Regions from separate parts of the Mus musculus genome. Here region 1 is linked to region 2. The links are chromatin contacts, found by POLR2A ChIA-PET in ENCODE. All regions are on one chromosome and are shown on one strand. Each heading gives the region's core, a stretch centred on a gene start or an enhancer-like site at or near the end of the contact. The rest is flanking DNA. Distances are from core to core; before and after follow the strand shown.

What was found. ChIA-PET counts read pairs that join two places held with the same protein, here RNA polymerase II (POLR2A).
Region 1: POLR2A ChIA-PET joins it to region 2 with 11 read pairs in Patski. The contact joins the promoter of Acadl here to the promoter of Rpe in region 2. POLR2A ChIA-PET finds 5 or more read pairs at or near these places in 3 of 5 experiments (Patski and embryonic stem cell).

Annotation. Positions count from the first base shown.
Region 1 is chr1:66,859,024-66,865,463 of GRCm38, reverse strand. Acadl (acyl-Coenzyme A dehydrogenase, long-chain) reads left to right here and starts at 2,155. Exons shown (of 11, transcript NM_007381.4): 1 at 2,155-2,291. The coding sequence starts at 2,215.
Region 2 is chr1:66,696,557-66,703,837 of GRCm38, reverse strand. It overlaps Rpe (ribulose-5-phosphate-3-epimerase), which reads right to left and starts at 3,007. Exons shown (of 6, transcript NM_025683.3): 1 at 2,810-3,007. The coding sequence starts at 2,931. It overlaps Unc80 (unc-80, NALCN activator), which reads right to left. Exons shown (of 65, transcript NM_001368824.1): 65 at 4,688-7,281.

The DNA.
Region 1 (6,440 bases), core at 906-3,405, 160 kb before region 2:
GAAGAGCAGTCAGTGCTCTTAATCACTGAGCCATCTCTCCAGCCCTTGCTACTCCTATTTTCATAGCTGTTCGATGGCCCCTTTTGAAAGCATGTATTTTATTGTCTACAAGGTCAAATGTTTATGGTTAGAAGAAACTCAGTCTTTATGGAATGAAAGAACGAATGAATATGTATTTTTGCCCTCCTCAACCATAAGCACTCTTCACTTCCTATCACACCAAATGTAAACTACCTGGTTAGATACTTAGTACTCATTTAAAAATGCCAATCATTGCCTGCCAGTGACCACTGCAGACCTGTGAGCCTGGCCCTTTGCAAGAACTGATCCACTAAATCTCCAAACTGAGAACTTCAAATCCAGGAAGTTGCAGACATAAATTTGCACTATACTCTCTGCTAAGGTCTTGCCCAGAGATTATCTCCCTCTTGGCCTGGATTTCCTACTTTCCAACATAAACTTTCCAGTTAGACAGGTTCCTTTGCCCATCGATTCCTTTCTTCCATCTGGAGAGCTTTCCTGATTTCCCCATCACATCTTTTTCCTAATTTTCTTTTAATGCTCAAGTTTAGGCTGCCATTGACATTTCAATAACTAAAAGCATGCCCTTCCTTCGTCATCGTGGCAAATGTCAGAAGCCCTACTTACTCAGATACTAAGGCAGGAGGATTGTTTAAATGTGCAGAAGTTTGGGACAGTTGTCTGCGCAATACAAAGAAACCCTGCCTCATACCCTCTAAAAAGGCATGCCTGTAGAACTCTCAAGCAATATGTGTAATACTCCTACAAGAGAAATATGGCTCAAAGGGGTTTGTGAAATCCTGGTTATTGTTCAACCTTTCATATCATTAGAATACAGCTGATCCTACACTTACAAGCTTGTTTCTTATATGTATGTGTAAGGCCTGAGTCCGATCCCCAGGAATAAGTGTACACACACACACACACACACACACACACACACACACACACACACTACTTGTTTGTTTTTATTTTATAAAAGGAAACAATAACTTCATGATAAACCAGATGAACAGGATCTTAAACAAACGTGCCTCCAGTTAGCCTTAGCAAGAATGCAACAGAGCAAGGACACACACCATTTGCATTAATTCTGCCACTAGGAAACCCGGGGAAAAAAAAAAAAAGACAAAACAAACAGCCCCACCCCCAACCAGATCAAGTTACTCCTAGAAAATAAACGACTCTTCTGAGCATTTGTAAACATAGCCCTAGGGAAGCAGAAAGACAGGTAGATCACTACCAAACCGGCTAGCCAAATCTATAAACTCCAGGTTCAGTGAGAAACCTGGAGGGCAATTGATGAAGACATCTGATAGGAACTTCTGGACTCCACATGAGTGCACGACAGACAGACGACACACATGAATGAAATGTAATCTAAAATTATTTTTTTAAATAAAAAAAGACTATGTTTTCCAGATTGTTGGTGCCGTGAAACCCTAAAGCTTTTCTTTGAAACATTTCTGTATGTCCTACTCAGTGGGCTGTCAGTAGTTGATTGCTAACACAAAATGTCTTTCACTTTCACTATTTCAGATTCCGTAACTGTTGTTATTAGAAAGGCCCCCTTGCCTCCTTAGAAATCGATGTAATGTACACATTCTTTAGAGTTCAAAACCTGTCAGGCATTTCCCATTACAAATCATCAAATCCATAAACCCAAATAATACATGTCCTTGAATTGAACCAAAACAACAACAAAAAAAGGAAACAACCATATGCGAGTTCAAGTACTATTGGAGAATTGAACCAATTGTTATTCCGTTATCAAATATACTTACTTATTTATTTTCAAAGAGTAGCTACAAACGTTTGCAAGGAAAAAAACAAAACCAAAACAAACAAAAAACCCAAACCAAATCAGCACAATCCTTTACAGTGAGTACTCATACATTTATCGACATTCAGAGAGCTTTCCGAAGTTAGAAAATTAACTCCATGCACCTTTCAGTGCGGGGGTGGGACGACTCTCCAGGGAACCCTCGCTCAGCCCTGCAGCCGGGAGGGGAGGGCGCACGGGGCGTCGCGCAGAGCCTGGCGCAGACCCCGCCCGAGCTGGCGGCACCGCCCTGCGGCCCGCAGTTGGCTGTCCCCGAGGCCCGCCCCACCGTCCCGCCGTCCGGCCGCCCCTCTGTCCGCCTGCCCCCGCCGCGGAGCCCGCCAGTCCCGTCCGCCGCCGTCCATCCCGCCATGGCTGCGCGCCTGCTCCTCCGCTCCCTGCGCGTCCTGAGCGCCCGCTCGGCGCCACGCCCGCTGCCCTCCGCCCGGTGAGTGCGGGTACAGCCTGGGGTACCGGCAGCCGGGGCGGCGGAGCTCTGGGGATGGGGTGTGACGCGCTACGGTCAAGCCGGGGCGACGCGGCCGGAGGAAGGGACCGGGCCTTCTCTCCGGAACCCGGGGCTGCCCGCTGTGGCGTGGAGAACTCGGGGTGTCCCCACCACGGTCCGCCGCGCCCCAAAAGGCAAGGCAACCCCTAATGCTCGCTCCAGGCCTGGGCCCCGCCCCACGTCCTACAGTGTCCCGTGAACTGACTTTGAAAGTGTTGTCCCAGCTTTAGCGGGAGCGATCACCCCCTGGGCGCTCTGCCACCGAGTAGTGCGACCTTTAGCCCAGTTGGAACGGAGACTGGGGACTGCCACCTGACAGTGAACTTGGGACTTGGTGTGCGGAGGCGGGGACCGGAAGACCAGAGCAACTTCAATCATCCCGACTCAGGCGTCCAGGCGTAGGCCCCATCTGATAAATTAGTTGTACACTTATTACTAAATCCTTAAACTAATTAAATGTAGAGGGATTAATGGGCAGCTCCCAAGAGCTTTAGAGACTTTTGGGGGTGTTTATACTGAGATCAAGTTTTACCTGTCTAAAAATCCATTCCTTGGATAAAGCAGACTGGAAGTGTAAAGCTTTGTTAATTATGGTGGCAGGACATTTAAATGAGCTAATTAGCACATTGTTGCGAAGTACAATACAGTGCTGTGGTAAAGCTTATCCATCCGGAGGAGACTTGGGAAAGTTCCGAGGACTTTAAGATAGGAATGCTTTTCTATTCTCCGGAGGAAGTGATGTTCTGACGCTCTTAAAATTAGAGCACCCTGAAGATGAACAGAGACACCTGCATCGGTGGCAAAGGACAGGCCAGCTGACTCATTGCTGGATGCTGCGAAAGGGTGTGTTCCTATTGTTCTAGCTTTTCTTATTTCTTTTTATGTTAATAATATTTCTGTATTTTTTTAATTAGAGAACCCCCCAAATGATCTTATTTTGATTCAAGTGTGGGAAGAAGCTCTGCCTTACAGAGGATTATTGGAGAATGGTCAGTGAGCCAGGAGCTATAGTTTTATCGTCACGGGTTTCTTAAAGGGTTATGAGTATAATGGCCAACGATCCAGTTGAAAGGCAGTCTGAGTCAGCATTTATGGAGCGAGGCCTAGGCTGAGCCCAAGAACGTTTACATCCAGCTGCCAGGGCCTGAGTGTGCCAATGGGTCATTTCATTTAGTCTGACTTTTTTTTATGTAAATGAGGCTTTAAAGCGGTGGCCCAGGCCTGTAATTCCCCCTCCACACACACTGGAGGCAGAGGCCAGGGGATCATGATGAATTTGAAGCTTCCTTGGAGCTGCTTAGTGAGACCCTGACTTAAAAGACAGAGAAAACAACGGACACTAGCCTGAAGGCTATTGATTTGTTCAGTACAGGTGTCTCCAAACTGAAAATTGATGTTTCACCAAACTTAACTGCCAAGTAAATGATAGCAGGAAAGTGTTTATTTATGCATTTCTTTTTTCTGTAGTTAGAAATATTACATTTTTTTTCTTAGCATATTATAGGGTGTACCATTTTAAGACCCAGACAGATTTACACACAAGTTCTCTACTTTATAGTGATAAACAATTCCACCTGAATCTCAGAAGCCTGGTATTCTAATCTCAGCGTTGCTTTTACACGGAGGACAAATATATACTTTAAAATGCTTACCTCATAGCAATAAATTGAAAGCAGTCATCTCAGTTATTAGGGATAAAATAAACTTTGTTGTGATCTGAGAAACCACCTGCAGGTCTTGTGCCTGGTTTTCTCTGACCTTTAAAGCTTGGATAGCAGTTTGGTGTCTCTGGTGACCGGTGTGACCTCACTGTAGGAAGTAATCACTAGGATTTGGCCTGTTCCTCTTCCCAGTTGCTTTCTCTTCCTAGTGTTTGTGGTTCAAGATGTGAGCTCTCGGCTTCTTGCCTGAGCCCTCTGTTTATTGTCATGCCTTCTGGCCCCAATGGTAGTAGACCCTTATCCCTCTGTAGCTGTAAGCCCAAGCAAACCCTTTCTTCCATGGCTATGGAATATTATCACACCAACAGAAAAGAACCCAATATAGTACCATATTTTCATCCTCCATTCATCTGTCTTTCCCTCAGTATATACTTTTGCCATCTTTATCAGAGATTAGGGAGTTAGAGATGCCAGCATCTATATTTGTGTCCCTTGTTCCATTGGTTTGTGCGTGTGCGTGTGCGTGTGCGTGTGTGTGTGTGTGTGTGTGTGTGTGTGTGTGTGTGTGTGTTTGCGTTCTGTTGCCCTTACTATGCTGTTTCTATTACAATGGCTTGGTAATGTAGCTCACACGCAGGGTGATGATACCTCCAGCAGTATTCTTTTGTTCAGGGTTGCTTTAGCCATCCTTGGTGTTTTGTGCCTCCATATAAATTTTAAAATCTTTTTTTTCCAACTTCTTTGAAAAATAGCCCAAGATTTTTTGTTGGGCCTGCGTTGAATTTGTAGATTGCTTTTGACAGGATGGCCATTGCCCTAATACTAATTCTTCTGAGCTGAGACCAGGAGGTCTTTCCATCTTCTGGTGTTGTCCTTTGTTTCATTCTTTGGTGTCTTAGTTTACATTGTAGAAGTCTTTTATTTCCTTGGTTAAGTTTATTCCTAGAAGAGAGGGAGAGGGGGAAGGGAAGGGGGAGGGGGAGACAGACCAAACTGGACTGTGTTCATGCTGTCTTTTTCAGTATATTTGCTATTGGCATATAGAAAACCTCTGAATTTTATGTTAACTTTGTATCCTGCTACTTTGCTGAAAGTGTTTATTAGCTCTGAGAATGTTTTTGGTGGAGTCTTTAGAGACTCCTAGGTAAATTCATATCATCTGCAAACAGATGTGTGGACTTCTTTCCCCCATTTGCATCGTATTTATTTTGTTTTCTTGTCTTATTGCTCTAGCTAAGTTTTCAAGCACTGCATTAAATAGGAGTAGAGTCATTCTATCTTGTTCCCATCTTAATGGGAATGGCTTGAGTTTTCCTAGCATGATGCTGGCTGTAGGTTTCCACCCCTAGCTTCTCTATGACTTTTATCATGGCTTTGTATGATTAAGAAATAGATGTTTTCTAGAAAAAAAAAAAAAAGACTAAAGAAAAAACAGGGCCTGACCAAGCCAGCAGACGTGAGAATTAAAAAGAAAAAAAGACAATTAGACAACATTGCAGCATGACCCCAGCCAGTTCTGAGGCTGAGGCAGGTTTATTTTTTTCCCAAACTGCTTTTATTCCATTTTAATTACTTGCAATTAATAAGGTCACTTCTAGGTTAAGGAACAAGCAAGACAATAAACACAGATAGCCAAGGACAAGCAAGGCAATAAAAAGTCCCATGATCTTTGTTTCTAAGGCTTATCAGGGTGGCTAAGATATCTGAGTCTACTTCCCTGTCCTAGCCCAGAATCAGATTCTTGCATGAAGCCTACTTCTCTATTCTAGTTTAAAATTAGGTTCCTACCTGATCTTACTTCCCTGTTCTAGCCTAAAATTAGATTACTACCTGAGTGTACTTCCTTGTCATGGCCCCATGTCAGATTACTGCCTGAAGCCCATTTCCTTGTCCTGGCCCAATGTGAGACTCCTGCCAGGCAGCACCAAAAAGCTCCCCACAAGGGTCCAGGAAAGGAAGAGAGAAACCTATGTTAGAACTTAACAGAAAGCAGAAATAAGTTTTCTCCACATTTTAATGTGTTACGACATTTTTAGAGACTCAGCCTTGGAGCAGTGAAAACTAGGACTGGCTTATTAGAGCTGCAGTAGCACTGGAGTTGGGGGGAGCCAGTGAGCACCTATGTCTATTGTGTCCCATTACAGAGATCTCACCGTGGCCTTAAAAGAGAAGAGCTTTGTGTCTACCAGAGTATGTAGATGTATTGGTACTTGTACCCATGTGATAGCCACAGACTTCCAGAACATCTCTTCCTTTGGTGACTAGACAGGCATCATCCTGGCCAGGTTTGCTAAGTTGCCCATCACCTGTATGCTGTGAAGGATCAAACCTTCGACCCTCATCAGCATGGTGGCCAACCTCGGTAAAAATGGCTTGCCCACTACTAAACAGAGTTACAGATTGCTAACTCAGACTAGAAGATCTTTAA
Region 2 (7,281 bases), core at 1,758-4,257:
ATCAGCATCCCTATACTTTAGTAATAACTGGAAGGCAGTCTACTGCAGACAAACCAACAAACAAAATGTAAGAGGATTACGGTTGGTACAAAACGCACCAAGACAGGAACCAGAAAATCTTCCCGGGGATCAGGAACTGGAGAGTCTTTGGCTGGTGGCAAAAGGAAAACTGAGCAGGTGAGCCAGGCTAGAGAAGGTAGGGCCCAGGACACAATGAGAAACTGGTTACAGATGCTTGCCTTGCTCAATTCCACACAATCAAGGCCTTACCAGAATACAGAAGAGAATTCCAAATCTTTGATATCTCCAGCAAAAGTCAGAAATTCAGTATTTATATAAAATCTCTCCAACGTAAATGAAATGCCAATGACTAATTTAGAAGTAGCCGTGTGTGCGTTGCTCCCATAGTTGGGATCAGCACATTCCAGCTAGCATTCTGCCATGGTGTGTTTTGTGCTTTTCTCAAAATGTGTTTCCAGAAAAACAAACCTGTTCTTTACTTCAGATATTTAACCATACTTGTGTCTGGCCACCTAGTGTTTCTTAGCCTAGTTTCTGACTTTCTAGATAAGATCAGTTTGAAACAGAGAAGAAAACGGAGGGGTGGAGAGTAAGCAGAGGAGGCTGGCCACCTTTGTAAAGGGATCCCACAGCTCTCTTCTGGAGACATCAGGCTTTGTCTATTCTGCCAGAGTGATGGGAAAGGAGCTGTACTTCCCCAAACTGGTTTCCTCTTTTGCAAAAGATGAATGGAAATAGCTTTTACTTCAAAGGAAAGAAAAAAGGTAGGTATAGATTTAAAGGCATAAAAATTGTTAAAAGTAGAACGATTTAAAATAATTTTTTTGCCTTATTTACTAACTTAAGTCTGATATGGGGAAGGGGGCCAGCTGGGGGAAGGGGGGGGCATCGGTGATTCTCAGAGATGCTTTCTACTATTACTAAGCAATGATAACATGCTTTAATGTCTCTTATCAAGGAAAGTCAGATCCTGCTCTTGGAAAGTTTACAGTACACCAGGAGAGAGAGACATAGCAATATACCTTACTCTTCACGATAACATATTAACCTCAAAGAGTACCTGGACAGCCCACAGAGCCCTGGCCCTACACAAAGGACCAGATATCTAAGGAATTCTGAGAGCAGGAGACACAGTCTCATCCAATACCAAATGGCCAGCTCTGAAAATATACACACAAGTGGCATTATACAGACTGAGCAGGTCAAATTTATGTATTTAGGGATATATGTGTGTCTGTATTTTTACATATGTATTTAATAATATTTTAAAAGGTCATGGTTTTGAAAAAGAGCAAGGAGGTATAGGGTCTGTGTGAGGGTTTGTGGGAGGAAAGAGAAGGGGGAATGATTTAGTTATATTATATAGAATCTCAAAAACTAGACACGTTTAAAAATAAGGTTAAAAAAGCTGGGCACACTCAGGAGGCAGAAGCAGGTGAGGCAAGCCTGGTCTACAGCAACATTTGTATTAGCAAAGTGAAAGCACTGGTGTCCACCCCTCCCCTCTGCATCAAGCAGGCTCATTACACCTGCAGTCTGTGCCATGCTAGGACCCCTACATTTTCTCAGGCATCGAAATCAACACCATCTCTGGGGTACACATTCCAGCCGGTCAAGGGCTTTCAAGTAAGTGTTAAGAAAAATGAGATTTAACCACGGAGAGCCAAAAGAAACAAAACTGCTATGGACAAAACAGCAGTGATGTTAAAAAGAATTAGTGTAACTGAGTGTGGGGACCCGTGCCCATAATCCCAGCATTTGGGAAGCTGAGGCAAGATTTTGAGTTTGAGGCCAGTTAAGATTTATACAGACCTTGTCTCAAAAAAACCAGAAAGAACAGCAAAACCTCCAACAAGAAACGAAACTGATGTAAATAACACATATTTGCCAATGTGACTGAGGGCAAACAGATTTTGCTTATTTGAAATAAATTTATTTTTCTATCTCACTCCCAAGGTCTTTTATAATTTTATGTAAACTTTCGGTGGGAAATGCTAGTCAAAAAGCCAAGAAGATTCAAGTTCCAAGTCTGTCACAATCTTCTGTAATCTTGAGCAAGTCCTCCAGCCTCCTTTGGGTCTAGGTTTGTTTCCTCACTTTAGAACCAACTTAGGAAACTTGTACCCTGATTCTGAGCATTATAACTACAGTGCTTAAAAATTACTTACAAAAAAACTGACCTCCCTGAAGAGCAGGGTGCCTGAAGAGAAAATAGACAGGAAAATCAGAATTCGAATGGGTTATTCGATACAACTAACAACTGCAGAGAATCTGTTACACGCCAGGCACTGGACTTGCTCGTTTCAAGTTCCCCAAGACGCGGAAGCGTTCTATGATCAATAATCCTTCCATTTTCCTCACACTGAACCCGAGTCCCAATCAAGGCTGAAGCGGCTTGCCTAAGACAAGTCGGCAAGTGGTCGAACTCCGGAAGCCCATCCAGGTGTCAAGCTGAGGCTGTCTGCCGGCTTTGTCGAGAACTAGTTAGTTATCTGAGTTCGATCGAGCAAGTCGCGCCTGTCCCGTTGGGCCTCAGTTTCTCTACGAGTTCACCAGAGGAAGATCCTGAACACTGGAGGTGGCTCCCGGGTCCTATCACCACAGGTTACGGGGTGGCGGGGAAAGGACCGGGCCCCAAAGTCAGCCAGGGCCGGCTCGGTGCCCTCGGCAGCGCGCTTGGCCAGGCAGCCCGTCGTCGCACAGGGGCGCCGTGCACCCAACAGGCGCTCGCTGAGGTGCAGCGACGCCGACCCGCGCGGCCAGCCCGCCCCGAGCCCCGCGGAGTTACCCGTCCATTACATCCAGGTGCAGGTAGTCGGCCCCCGAGTCCAGCATGCGCAGGCACTCGGCCCCCAGGTTGGCCAGGTCGCTGTTGAGGATGGACGGGCCGATCTTGCAGCCCGACGCCATGGTGCCGGTTCCCTAGAGCGAGTGAGCCCACGAGAGCCCGGGCCAGCCAAGACTCCGTCCCGATTGGGCGCGCCGCACTGGCTCCGCCCCCTCCCACCTCGCACTCTCTTCCGGACTCTGCCGGAAGCAGCTGCCCTGCGGCGAGGAAGTCCCGCCTCCTCCTGGGGGGGGGGCGTCAGCTGGCTGGCTAGGGGCGGAGCCAGGTGCAGAGCTTCTGCCTTCTGTCTTGGATTTCCAAGGATCTTCTGGCTTCTTTTCCTTTTGAAAGGGAAAATAGTTTATTGAGTACAATGTAAGAAGTTCTACGGGTTGATCAGCTAGACTACCACCTACAATGTAGGAAATTTGTTTTTATTTTTTTCTCTGTTTCATACACGTATAGCATATATTGTGATCATATTCAACCCCATTACCCTTTCTTACCCCAGCCACTCCTCCTGACCCCTTCTTCCCAATTAACTCCTCTCCTACTTAAATAACTTCACCTCACGTGTCTGTAGGTTTTGTGCAGGGAGCCACAGTTGCTTATGCAATCATTAATTGCAGCATTCCGTTGAACTTCCCCCACCCTCTGTCTCTTACAGTCCTCTCTTCTGAGATGTTCCTTAGTCAAGCTGCTGATAACTGGTGACTGCTGAGTACTCAGTGTAGGAATTTTTGCAGTAGCTGAAAGTATAACGTAAAAACAAAATTCTAGGCCTTTAGGCCCAGGCATGGGAATGTGACCTCTGTGACTTAATGATGCTAATCATAAAACAGATAGCGACATTCCTCCACCCACCCGCTTCCTGGGTTCAAAGAGTGTTCATTCAAAGAAAGTCACCCTGACCATTGCTATGCAAATGTGCTATTGTTAGGGGCTCTTAGAAACTGTCTTGAGAGATAACTGGAACAATTACCAGGTATTCCTTGTGACTCTTGTGACTTTGCACTTCCTTGGGACTCTTAACTGGTATCTTTGGTATTTTCCAACAAAGCCCTCCCCACTTCCTTGAGTTGTGGTTTCTTCCTTTAAATACCTCCTTACCCAGCTAATCGGTGTGCCACAGACCTCTACCCCTGCGTGGTGTATGACCGTGGGCCCGAGAGCCCTCTTGAATAAGTTTGCAGTAAGACCGTTTCTTGTGTGATTTGGGGTGTCGCCTCTCCTGAGTCAGAACGTGGGGGAGTCCTCACGTTGTGGGTCTTTCATAGCCAGTCTGATAGAGTTGCTATCCAGCCATAATTCTTGAAATGGATAAGTGGCGTAATGTCAAACGTATCCAGAGTCTGGGCCAGGAAAAAATGAAAAGGTACATGAAGATACACGTGGATAGAACAAGAGCAATTCCTAAAGAACAAGGATAGGGCTCTCATAGTTTTATTAAAAGCATGCTGGTAATTTAGATGCCATGGTTTCTGCAGGGGACACAGTTAGAAGACAATAGTCTTTAATATTCTGACTTGGGGATATACCAGCATTCCGGGTCATAATCCGGGCAGTGAAGTCAATTTGGCTTGCTGTCTTCCATATCTACATTTTGCTTTATTTTGAAAGATAGAAGATGAGAAACAGAAGTAGGTAGGTATCAAATATGGCGGTAGAGGGACTGGGGGTGTTTACCCATTAGTGACTTTAAGCTAAAAATGGCTTTAGGCTTCCACTTTAGAGTGGAAGTCTGAAGAACAAGAGATGAAGGAAGGCACAGACCAGGTCTTGAAAAATGATCCTGAATGAGCTATCCCATTCCCAATGGAAAGAAGTGAAATTAGAGCACATTAAATGATCTTAGATTTATTTTATTATATGTGCATATTCAAACACAGAAATCATTAGCTTTCATAAATATCTTTCATAAACATCTCAGTATTTATTCAGATGCATTTTCCATGCTCTTTGGTCATTCAGTATTCATAACAGACTTTATAGTCATCTGAAGGAAGTTGGCTGTGTAGTCAATCCTTTGTCTTCACCTACAAAATGGCTAATAAAGGACTTTAATCCCATGGTCACAGTGACTATTAAAAATATCATGGAGGTACGTAGATTTATGATCCTAAATGATCTTTAAATAATATAAGTAAATTTATCATAAACTTTTCCAAATACATTCTGCCCTCTATTTGTGTTTATTCTCCTGAGTGTCAGATCAAAGTTTGCTTCTAAAATGCTGCAGTTGAGACCCACAAAAATAAATGAGGAAGTGGGCTAGTTTACTCACTGCTGAGACACAAGGCCATGGATTGGTAGTGTGAGGTCACAGAGTGAAAGTGGGACTCTATGTGACAGCAGCAAATTCGGGAAAGTTCTCTGGTAAAGTATCCTGTGTAACTCAAGGAAGGTACTTAGTTCATGTTTTGGACTATAATTCTATTCATTTATGACCTTTTCTTCCCTATGGATCTCAGTACACACTCAATTATTTCCTCGGAAACTCTAGGAGTGGGCAGCAAAGTGGAGAAAGTTCTTCACTGACTAAAAGAACAGATGCTAAAAGAGAGATGCCATCCTGGCTTAAGTTACTCTTGGAGGCTTGAAGCAGAAAACCAACAGATGCCTCCAGCACTGCCATGTGCCCAGTGGTACCCCTTGACAGTGTTGTTCTCAGTGACTTGTTCCAACGCACTCAGTAACTCACTTCCCTTGTCATAAGAATCAAATAATCTAATAGAATTATAGAAAACACTGAATGCTGCGAATGAAAGAAAAATGTCTATTCTAGAAAATTCTGCATCCAGGATTTAAGCTGCTTTAATCTGGATAGTACACATGGGTACTCACTATCATGGATGATGTATTTTTATTTCTCAAGGTTTCTCTATAAAGTTGCTTTCCAAAGGAGCAATTTTAATTGGATGTAATTGTTTAATACCTGGAAAGTGGGTGCCTGTTTTATCCTTCCTCTGAATGAGATAAATATTATTAAGCATCACAGATTAAGATATAATCTAATTTTACTAATATATTGATCAAAAGTGATAATTAGTTCTTGTCACATTTTTGAATATTACAAAAGATTGTCAATTAACTTGAACTTTTATCTTAACTGTTTTCTTTAAGTTATTCCTTCAAACTCCAGGTAACAGTATTCCTGAGAATACATCTTGTGACAGTCTTATGCACATACATATACTTTAGTTACCACACATAAACATTCAACACGTTTAAGGACACAATAAATGGAATAGATGAGAAATCTCAAAAGTCCCAAGACGAGAGCACTCCCACTCTGTAAGTCCCCATTTCTCAGAGTGGTCATGTCTTTTCTTTTTTCCAAGATAAAACATTACTTAGCTTACTGAAAAAGTTAATAATAGACTTCCATACACGAGAGTGAAGGAGTCAGATTAAAAGGCAGACAGACCAATAAAATCATTTCTCAAACAGCCCAACACACTTAAAATATATAAAGGTATTTAGGGTTATTATTGAGTATTTAACAATTCTTTGACCTCTATACTTCTTAAATATCTGACACAATTATAGAGATTTTGAATCACAAGTCCAAAAGAGGGAACAAAGCACAGACATATAAACGCACACAACTCAGACACTTGTAATTACCAAACATAAGGCCTCTAATGCTAGTTGAGCAGCATAGTTTTTAACAGGCAAAATATATCAGCTTAGAACCAGAAAACCACTTACATGTCCACTTTTGCACTTAGAAATGAACTGCACATTAAGTATAAATGATGTGAAGGTGTTATAACACAGAGAAGGTTTGTTTGTCTCCTGGATTTCCCATGCATGTTCTCAGCCAAAAGGCCAAGAAGGTGGTTCTGCCCTGATTTTCTGACCTGGGGGATTTTAAATTTTATCCTAGTTAACTTATAGGTTACCTTTCATTCTCATGGTGAATGGGATCATAGCCCCAAAATATATTTGATTTTATAAGTCACTGTGCTCATTTAATAAATAATTCTAACATAAAAATCGTTTCCTTTATTATTTGTATGGGTTTATAGGTATTTTCTTTATAGTATACATTTTATAGCCAACATAGTCAATATTTAAGCATATAGAATATATTTTAAACTCATCTCAACATAATCAAAATCTCTGTTTAACTTCTACATGAAGACTAACACACACACACACACACACATCGATGTAGGTATGTTATGAGATTTTTTTCAGGGTTTAGTAGTTACATTTCTCTAATGTAAACTGCTAAACTTTTGAAAAATGTTTATGAACTGCATGATGTCCAGCCCTTCAATAATCGACTAAGTACTGGCCTGACAAGCCTTTCAAATTTTATTCTTTTTTTTTTTGAAGTAACTGCACTTTAAGTTAAAGCCCTATTTGTAATATATACAAGCTGTCTGAGTCTATAAAGAAATTGATTACTCTGACTTTCCTTCATT